Linked DNA regions of Homo sapiens: region 1 is linked to region 2. The links are chromatin contacts, found by Hi-C or POLR2A ChIA-PET in ENCODE. All regions are on one chromosome and are shown on one strand. Each heading gives the region's core, a stretch centred on a gene start or an enhancer-like site at or near the end of the contact. The rest is flanking DNA. Distances are from core to core; before and after follow the strand shown. Region 1 holds the start of ASS1 (argininosuccinate synthase 1). Region 2 overlaps HMCN2 (hemicentin 2).

Region 1 (4,388 bases), core at 1,737-4,236, 120 kb before region 2:
CTCCCCACAGGGCGACTGTAAGGATTGGGTGAGATGCTGGGGGAAGGAGCCCAGAGCTGGGCACCAAGCATGTATGTGCCCACTAAGCTCTGTGCACCGCTGCTATGGCTGACCTCAGCCAAGTTCCTGGCTTGCTAAGCCTCAATTTCCTCATCTGTACAACCTGACAGCCCTCTGGGTTCTGACCCTCCCAGACATTGGGCTTTCTTCCTGGGAGCTGCGCCTGGCAGGCAGATCCTGGCTGAATTCAGCCTCCCCTAGTCCCAGCTCCACCCCCACCACATCCCCCAGAAAGGGCCACGGCAGGTTTCTCCAGCTCCCTGGCAAATGCCCACTGCCCTCCAGCCCTCCTTCCCCGGAAGAGACACCTGGGAGGAGGGAAGGTGGCCTCGCGTCAAGGTACCAGAGCCACCTGGCTTTCATTGGGATGGCATTCTCTGTGGCCCCAGCCACAGCCATCTGTCCAGCTTCCAGCAAACAGGCCAGCCTGGGCGCTCACTTGACACTAAGGAAAACTCGTGCTACTTGAAAACGTCAGAGCTGGAATGACAACAAGAGCGGCTACTATGTTCACAGTCACAGGTGCATCCTCTCAAGGTGGAGACTGCCATTACCACCTATTTACAAAGGAGGAGGCAGAGGCTAAGCGGCCAGCCGAGGTCACAAGCTAGCGGCTTCAAACCCAGCCTGACTGCAGGCCACTTGCTCTTCCCTGCACTAGGCCTTCCACTCCCTGGCTCCTAGGAGACCTCAGATCTCCCCTTCACTCTACACACCTTCCAGAAAACCAGCCCCCCAGTGAGTCATGGCCAACCTGCCCACTATTTCTCTGGAGAGCCTGTGTGCTATAGCTCAGGCCTACTGCCCCGTGGAAGATTCCCCTGCAACCCCTCGCTGACATTCTAACTCAGCTGAGCTCGGTTTGTCTTTGGTGATGGACGAAGGGCACATTCATTCATTCGTTCCACTCATATCAAAGTGCCTATGGGTGCCTGGTCGACCCCAAGTCTGGGGAGGGAGCCACGCCCTGGAAGATCAACTTTGCCCAAAGCTACATCAGAAATCAGAGCCTTAGACTCTGAATTCCAGCGAAGTTACCTCTTTCCACATGGGTGCCTGGTGCCCACAGGCAAGCCACTGACTTCAGGGACTGTGTAGTCAGTGCTCAGATGAGGCATCTGGTTGACCTGGCTGGCCTCCCAGCAGGCCAAAGATGAGATGGGCCCGGGTTGGGAGGGGGAAGCGCTTGTGCAGCAGGCTGTTTTGGGCCTGGCTCCACCCCAAGGCTCCTGCGGCCCTGGGCCTGCTTCCCAAGCACTCAGGAATGGAGACTGTGCTGAGAGTGGGGCCTCCCCTTCCCTCTCACGACGTGTCTGCCCCCGCACCGGCCAGGCGCTCAGCAGGCAGGAGTCACTATTCATTCACTTGATCCACCCCCACAGAGCAGAACCAGAATTACTTCTCAGCATGGTGCACAGATGGCCCCGCCAGGACAGGGTCCCGCCCCCACCCCCAAACTTCCCCGCCCTAGGCCTTGGGCCTAAGGGGTCTGGGAGGGAGAGGGAGTTTGGAATGGAGACTCCTCCAGTTCCTGCTCCTAGCCAAGCTTCCCAGTCCGTGTGGCTGCTTCTCCCTCCCTCTCATCAGAACCTAACCCCAGGCACAGTTATTGTGCAATTGGACCCAGGCCCAGCACCCAACAGTCTACAGAGCCCTTAGCAGCCGCACAGTATCTGCAAATGTTTCCTGAGCCCTCAGCCCCAGCCAGCTCTAACAGACTGAAGCTTGGGGGCCAGGCACTTTGGGTGGCTCGAGCCTGTAATCCTAGCAGTTTAGGAGGCCCGAGGGAGGAGGGTCGCTTGAGCCCAGGAGCTCGAGGCCAGCCTGGGCAACATGACGAGTCCACATCTCTGATAAATTTTTAGAAAGAAAAGAAAATGAAAAGGAAGCTTGGGAATCTGGAGGCTGAGCCAAGGCCTCACCAGCTCTCCCCATCACTGGGTTTGTGCTTGCTGGGAGCGGGAGGATCAAAGCCCAAGTCCCCTAGGTCTTGATCTACCCCTGGGGAGAGAACAGGTCTGTTCCTGCCCTGAGACCTGCAGCCTGACTCGGCTGCTCGGGAGTGGACTCTCCACTTCTCAGAGAAGAATACTGAGGCCAGGCCAGCCCTCCTCAGGAACAGCCCTGGCCGCCTGGGAGAGGAGTTTCCTCTCTTTCACAATGACCCTGCCTCCCTGGAGGGCGCAGCCGCCCAGGGGCCAAAGGCAACAGCAGCCCGAATAGAAAATATTCCTGGCACTGCCCCTCCCACAGAGCCCAGCCCAGGCCAGCAGGAAACCCCGCCGCGAGGCCGCCAGCCCCACCGGGGAGGGCCAGGTGGCTGCCGCCCCCTGCAGGGAAGGGAGCCAGGGCCACCATGCCCATCTGTCCAGGGTAAACTGAGGCTGCGGGGAAAGCGATACGTCCAAGCCCCAGAGGGGCTGGACTCCTGGTTTTACGCAGAGAAATAGAGGTGGAGACAGACGGCGAGTCCGAGAGAGGGAGAGAGAATCGGGAGCCCCCCCACACGCTCCGGACTCCCCAGGTCTCCATGTGGGGGCTTCACGACACAGAGGAAGCCGGATCCGACAAGGAGTCCAGAAAGGACCCGGCTGCGCAGGGAACAAATAACCCGAGCCGCTCTTCGGACCCGGGGACTCGCGCCCCCGGGGACTCGCGCCCCCGCCGCGTCCCCCACGCTCCAGAAACCTGGAATCCGGTGCCAGGCGTTTGAGCATCGGGAGCCCCTTCCCTCCTGCCTCGGTCCCAGTCCCCGGCGAGTGGCGATCGGGGTCCGCCCTCTGCCTCCGCGGGCCCCGGGGCGGGCGTCTTCTACGCCTCCTCCTCTGGGCCCGGGAAGCGGGTGCTCTCGGCTAGGGAGTGGGCAGCGAGAGGGGCCGAGGGCTCCTTACCGGGCTCGGGCAGCGGTGGCAGGCGGCAGAGCAGGACTGGCAGGGGTGCCCATCCCAGGTTATAAGCACAGGGCCCGGGGGCAGGGCCGGTGACCGGGGACACGTGGCGGGGACGCGCGCCACAGACCCCGCCCCCGGGCCCGGCCCCCGCCTGGAGCCGCTCAGCGTTCACAGCCACCTGCAGATGGGCGGGGCCCGCCTCCCCAGGCCTCGTCCCCACCTCCCCCCGCCTCCCACCAGGTCCGGGCCTGGGCCCGGCGCCGGCTCACCCTCCCAGGGGCGCGCCGGCGGGGGCGCAGGCGGCTCGCGGTTCCTGGCCCTGGCCCGCGGGCTGGAGGCGCCAAGGAGGGCGGCAGTGGCTGCGACCCATGTAACTCAGGGGCGGAGGGTGGCCGCAGCCGTCCTTCGAGAGACTTGCCTCCTGGCCCTGGGGAAGCAATTTAAACGCTTCGCGGTGGGAGCCGGGATAAAAGTTCCACTGGCGCAGGGAGCTTCGTGCTCACTTCTATCCGGTGCCGGCAGCCTGGGCCTTCTGCAGCCCCCAGAGCCCCCTCCCTCCCCAACCATAGCCTCTGGTAGCCGAGTAAGGATGAGAAAACCGAGGTGAGCCGGCGCGGGAAGGCCCGGCTTTCATCCCTTAGGCCAGGGCTGATTGCTGGCCTGTCTTCTCAGAGCCTGGCACCTGCCCAGACTCCAGAGGGCACCCAGTAAGCAGTGAGTAAAAGACTGTCTGGCTGCGAACCCACTAGACAGGAGGGAAGGTTGAGGTTCAGAGAGAAGTCTCTTGCTTGTAAAAAGCAGCTGGGAGTTGTGACCCCAGGCCCGCCTTCAACAGCTTCTCTACCTCAGGAGTTTCCCAGCTTGGTCTGCCGGCTCCAAAGCCCTGATCACTGCAACCACAGCCCCAGTAAAAGAGCAAGTCCTGGGACCCCATCCAAGGCAGTTGCTCCATAGTGAGCACTGACCCCAGAAGGGAGGACTCCCGGTCCTCAGCCGGCTCTGAACCTGGGGGAGGTGGGAGCCCCAAGCCTTGCCCAGCCGCTACCCTGGAGTCAGTGCTCCTTTTAATCACCATCCACTCTCAGCCCCTCTGCCAGTCAGCCCCCACCACCCCCTCAAGCCCATGGCAAGCAACAGTAGCTGTGAGTCCTTCTAGAAGGAAAAAAGGATCAAACCAATTCACAAACAAAGCCACAGCTCGATTCTCTCTTAAGCCCCTTAGTTCTCTGACACTTAAACCTGGGATGTGGCCCTTGATGGCAAAGGGGCCCCTGGTGAGCCACGTGGGGCTGGGTGTACATGGGTGGCTTGAGGCCCCTTCTAGATGGGAGGCGGTATCACAGCTGGCCCCCCTCAGCCCTCTCACAGGAGCAGCTGGGGGTCTCGTGGAGTCTCTGGGCCTCCCACACTAGCAGGAGGCAAGTGAGGAACACCTAC
Region 2 (4,675 bases), core at 1,399-3,898:
CTTGCAGAGAGCAGTGAGCTGCTTTCCCTGCCACAAGTCACCAGATCCCAGCTGCAGGCCTCACCTCTCACCTCTAATGAGCCGGCCCAGTGGTCCCCTTCCAGGAGAAGGGTGGGTGGGCAGCCTGTCCTGCAGTGTGCTTGGGAAGGGGCAGAGGAGGGTGGTGGGGGTATCAAAGGAAGAAAACCTGGAAGAACGAGATAGAAACGCACCATCCTCTCACTGCCCCCACACCGCGCTGGGATTAGGGATTTGGCCCTGTGTGGAATGCTGGCCGGCTGCCTCCGGGAGCCACAGCCAGAGCCAGGAGTGCTCACAGCCGTCCCATCTCCTCATCGGAATCCCAAACAAACATTGTTGCCTGGAAACACTGCCTCGCCCCAGCATCCCTGGGCTGAATCATGGGACCAGAGCCCCGAGATGCTCTCTGGCCACCATCGCCTGTCCAACCCTTTCATTTCTCAAACTGAAAGGCTGAGGCCCAGGGAGGGGAGAGGGGAAGGGTCTTGTTTGAGGTCACCGGGCGAGCTGGGGTGAAGCTGGGATGGGACCCCAGGTCTTCTGCCACCTGACCTCACACACAGCCCAAGCCCATGTCTTCTGTCTCCGAGGCTGCAACACAATCCTGGGCATAGGATACTGCTCAGTCAATGCTGCTGACTTCAATTTTGAATTTGCAACTTGGATGTCTTTTTCAAAAATAAGTCCCACAGGAAAGAAGCACTCAGTGACCATTCCCACCCTCGGACTTCACCGTTGGCTTCTGGGACCGTCCCGCAAGGAACCGACCCAGGAGATAAAGAGGAACATTGTGCAAAGCTGCTCCAACAGTCCCATTTATGACCGCGAGAGCTGGCAACATGGCCGTGCCCCACACAGAGCAATGACTTAGCGATGATGGGAGCCGAGCGCCCTGGAATGTTACTTTGTCCTTTTTTTTTTTTTTTAAGACAGAGTCTTGCTCTGTTGCAAGGATGGAGTGCGATGGCACGATCTTGGCTCACTGCAACCTTCACCTCCCAGGTTCAAGCGATTCCCCTGCCTCAGCCTCCCGAGAAGCTGGGACTACAGGCGCGCACCACCACGTCCGGCTATTTGTGTGTGTGTGTGTGTGTGTGTGTGTGTGTGTGTGTGTTTCAGTAGAGACAGGGTTTCACCATGTTGGCCAGGATGATCTTGATCTCCTGACCTCGTGATCCGCCTTCCTTGGCTTCCCAAAGTGCTGGGATTACAGGCATGAGCCACCATGACCGGTCTATTTTGCCCTTCAAAAGGAAAAGCAAGTGACGTGGGCCAGAATGAATCGAGAAAATGGGTAAAAGAGAAAAGGAATCCGTGATGAGGACGGAATATAAGATGCACGAGGTTTAATTTTAGAACAGCCCCTACAAGGATAAGAGCCGCTCCAAAGGGACTGGGATGCAGCTGGGCGGCTCAGAACTTCACGGCTTCTGAGGTTCCTAGGATGCTTCCTCTGTGAGCACTTGCTGACTTGGGGGGGTCGAAGATACCTAGGAGTTCAGAGAGCAGTGGCCCACCTGATACGTGTGTCCCTGTGCGTGCGTCTATGTGTGTCTGCGTGTCTGTGCATGTTGGGACCCAGCCCCAAGAGCTGCAGGGTCAGGTTCCACGTCCCCACACCCCATGTGTTTCTGTTTCCTCCTCAGTGCACTGGGCATGGTGCCATCCACCCCAACCACCTACAGGGCGCTGGCAGGAGAGGGCCACCCCTGGACAAGGGGAATGGAGGGGGCCGCAGAGGCTCAGCACATCTTGGCTCTCAGCCCTGACTACACCGCAGAATTCCCCACAGACAGGAGAAGGGGCTGCCGTGGAGCCCTGTCCTTGGGGCAGCTCAGCAGGGAAGAGGAGCAAGGGAGCAGGGGAGGGGGGAGAGGGGCGTGGAGGGCTGCTGGCCCCTGTCAAGAGATGAGCACCTACGACTCACCAGACGCATCAGCCAGGTAAGTGCTCCGTTTTCAGAAGGGCAGCTTTGAGGCTGAGCCTGGGGACATCCTTGGAGAAGGAAGGACAAGGAAGACAAGGGAGAGGGGAAGGGAGGGGAAGGGGAGGAGGAGGGAAAGGGAAGAGGGAGACAGGAGAGGAAGAGGAAGAGGATGTAGGGAAGGGGGGGAGGGGAGGAGGAAGCAGACAGACAGAAAGTCTCACTGTGTGTTTTCCAAGGGGCTTTTTAAGTCTCTGTGTTCTGGTCGAGTCACTGAGGGACGGAGGGGGTGTGGTGTGTCTGTGAGAGGCTGAGTGTGGTTCTGTGTGTGGACACTGCCAGTGTGGGGCAGGGAGGGAACCAGAGGACCCAGAGCCTGCGAACAAAGCTTCAAGTACAATCAAAAGTGAGGCTATGGCCAGGCACAGTGGCTCACGCCTGTAATCCCAGCACTTTGGGAGACCGAGGCGGGTGGACCACCTGAGGCCAGGAGTTCAAGACCAGCCTGACCAAGATGGTGAAACCCCGTCTCTACTAAAAATACAGAAATTAGCTGGGCATGATGGCAGGTGCCTGTAATCCCAGCTACTCGGGAGCCTAAGGCAGGAGAATCAGTTGAACCAGGGAGGCGGAGGTTGCAGTGAGCTGAGATTGCACCACTGCACTCCAGCCTGGCAACAGAGTGAAACTCCATCTCCGAAAAAAAAAAAAAAAAAAAAGTGAGGCTATTCACAGCCACCAAAATGTGGAAACAGCCCCAGTGCACATCAACTGATGAGTGGACACACAAAAGGTGAGCACCCACAGGATGGGACACTATTTGGCCATTAAAAGGAAGCAGGCACTCATCTGGCTACGACATGGATGAACCTGGAAGACATTGAGTTAGGTGACAGAAGCCAGACACGAAAGGCCCCATGTAATTCATTTATATCAAATGTCCAGAATAGGCTGAAAGCAGATCAGTGGCTGTCAGGGGCTGCAGTGGGGCTGGAGCAGAAATGGGGGGCTGGTGGCTGCCAATGAGTATGAAGTTTTTTTGGGAGGGTGATGAACATGTTCTAAAATTGATCATGGTGATGGCTGCACAGTCTGAATATACTAAAAACACTGAACTGTGTCCTTTAAATAAGCGAATGATACAGTATGTGAATTACATCTCAATAAAGGTTTTATATTTAAAAAGCAGGTGACAATTGAGATAACAGGTGTGGTAGGAGGAGGATAAATGTGTAAAAGCTGGAGAGGATGTCTCAGTTTGTGAACAGCAACAGCAGGGAAATCATACGAAAGGGAGCGAGTTTTCAGCACATCTGACTTCCTAAGCACTGCACATCCGTCATTACCCCAAAAGGGTGCTATTTAAATAATGTCCACTTTGCAGATGGAGGAACAGGCCAAGAGGAGCCAGTGGCCACCCGAGGTTGCATGACTAAGAAGGGAGCAGGCAGTTCGGCACCGGGTCTGCGGAACTCCAGGGCCTGAGCACTTAACCCCACCCCCGCCTCCCAGCACATTTTCCCTCCTTATTTAGATAAACTCTCAGAATCTCCCAAATCTGGAGATAAAACAATGTAAGCCAGCACGAAGTGAAGAGGGCAAGGGAGAGGGAACACAACACAACTCTAGGATTGCAAAAGTGGCTTTCGCAAATTTACAGCTCCCAGCTGACCTATTAACGCACCACGGCGAGGAGGGGTGAACTAATGGGAATGCGGTTCCCGTTTCAGTAACAAGCCATAGATCAACACACATCCTCCAGCTGAGGGCCACCACCCAGCCGCGGAGCTAGGACCGGGCTTTCTAGGGGAGCTGTGGGCTCCCACGGCCCCCCGCCACACCCCCACCCTACAACATAGAGCTGCAGCAATGCCAAGAGGGCATGGGGGACCCCACCGATGATGCCCAGGGCCGGCTCCCTGGGTCCCCGCCACCTCTAGGGGTGCCCGGCTGCAAGGATTGGCAGGACTCACCAAACAGATGTTCTGAAATGCACTGACACATGGTGGGGGCGGGGGTCACGTTACAGGGCAGGCTGCTCCGAGACCTTCTGAGTCTGGAACATCTCAAAGACCCTGCCAGGGCTGATGTCACCAGACTGAGCCACAGAACCCCCCAGCCAGGGGCAAGGGCCCTAGCATCCCCCACATCCCCTCCTGGGGGGTACGGCGTGGCTTTGAAGGACACCCAAGCCAGCCTCCTCCCTGTCCGCCCACTCCCAGGATCCCGGACCGGGAGCAGCTGAGTCAGACAGCCCAGCCGCCAGACACCTGGTCTGCAGAGCAGGCATGGGGGTGGTGTGTGTCGTGGCGGGGACGTGGTCCCAGCCCTGGCTTTGCTCTTTCCTAGCTGGGTGATGGCGAGCAGCTCACTCCCTGGCTGAGTGTCAGTGTCCTGTTAGATATCAAGGGTGGCCGTGCAGATTAAATGGGATCCTGCAGGCAATGCCCCGTGCATGTTATTTCAGATGGGGAGTCTCACCCTGGGCTTCCAGGCACCCTCTAGAGGCCCCTTCCAGGCTTCTGGGGCCCTGTGGACAACAGCCTTGTGTGCAGAAGCCCAGGAGCAGCACCCTATGGGAGAGACTGCAGGGTCCAAGACACCCGCTGGGTCACTGGTCACCTGAGGCAGGTTTCCCTCCAGCCCTAAGCTCTGTCCCTTGAGGCCATGGGACTGGGGTTACCTGTTGGTGATGGGCGGTACAGGGCGGGAGTCCTTCGTCCAGGTGAC

Evidence for each region. A loop is a pair of places that touch in the nucleus more often than their neighbours do. ChIA-PET counts read pairs that join two places held with the same protein, here RNA polymerase II (POLR2A).
Region 1: a map of mammary epithelial cell shows a loop between it and region 2 (2.7-fold over the local background). The contact joins the promoter of ASS1 here to the enhancer-like site in region 2. A Hi-C loop is called at or near these places in 1 of 168 maps with a recorded cell type or tissue (mammary epithelial cell). POLR2A ChIA-PET finds 5 or more read pairs at or near these places in 4 of 52 experiments (A549, GM10248, MCF 10A and 1 more).

The regions. Positions count from the first base shown.
Region 1 is chr9:130,443,559-130,447,946 of GRCh38, reverse strand. ASS1 (argininosuccinate synthase 1) reads right to left here and starts at 2,986. Exons shown (of 15, transcript NM_054012.4): 1 at 2,952-2,986. RefSeq lists enhancers at 179-846, 1,516-2,183 and a silencer at 3,064-3,183.
Region 2 is chr9:130,327,429-130,332,103 of GRCh38, reverse strand. It overlaps HMCN2 (hemicentin 2), which reads right to left. Exons shown (of 98, transcript NM_001291815.2): 22 at 4,629-4,675. Among named protein-coding and RNA genes, the nearest start is that of HMCN2, 64 kb to the right of the region's middle. Within about 2 kb of position 2,648, at least 8 of the 41 ENCODE cell types and tissues checked have a DNase peak (open chromatin) inside an H3K27ac peak, as active enhancers do.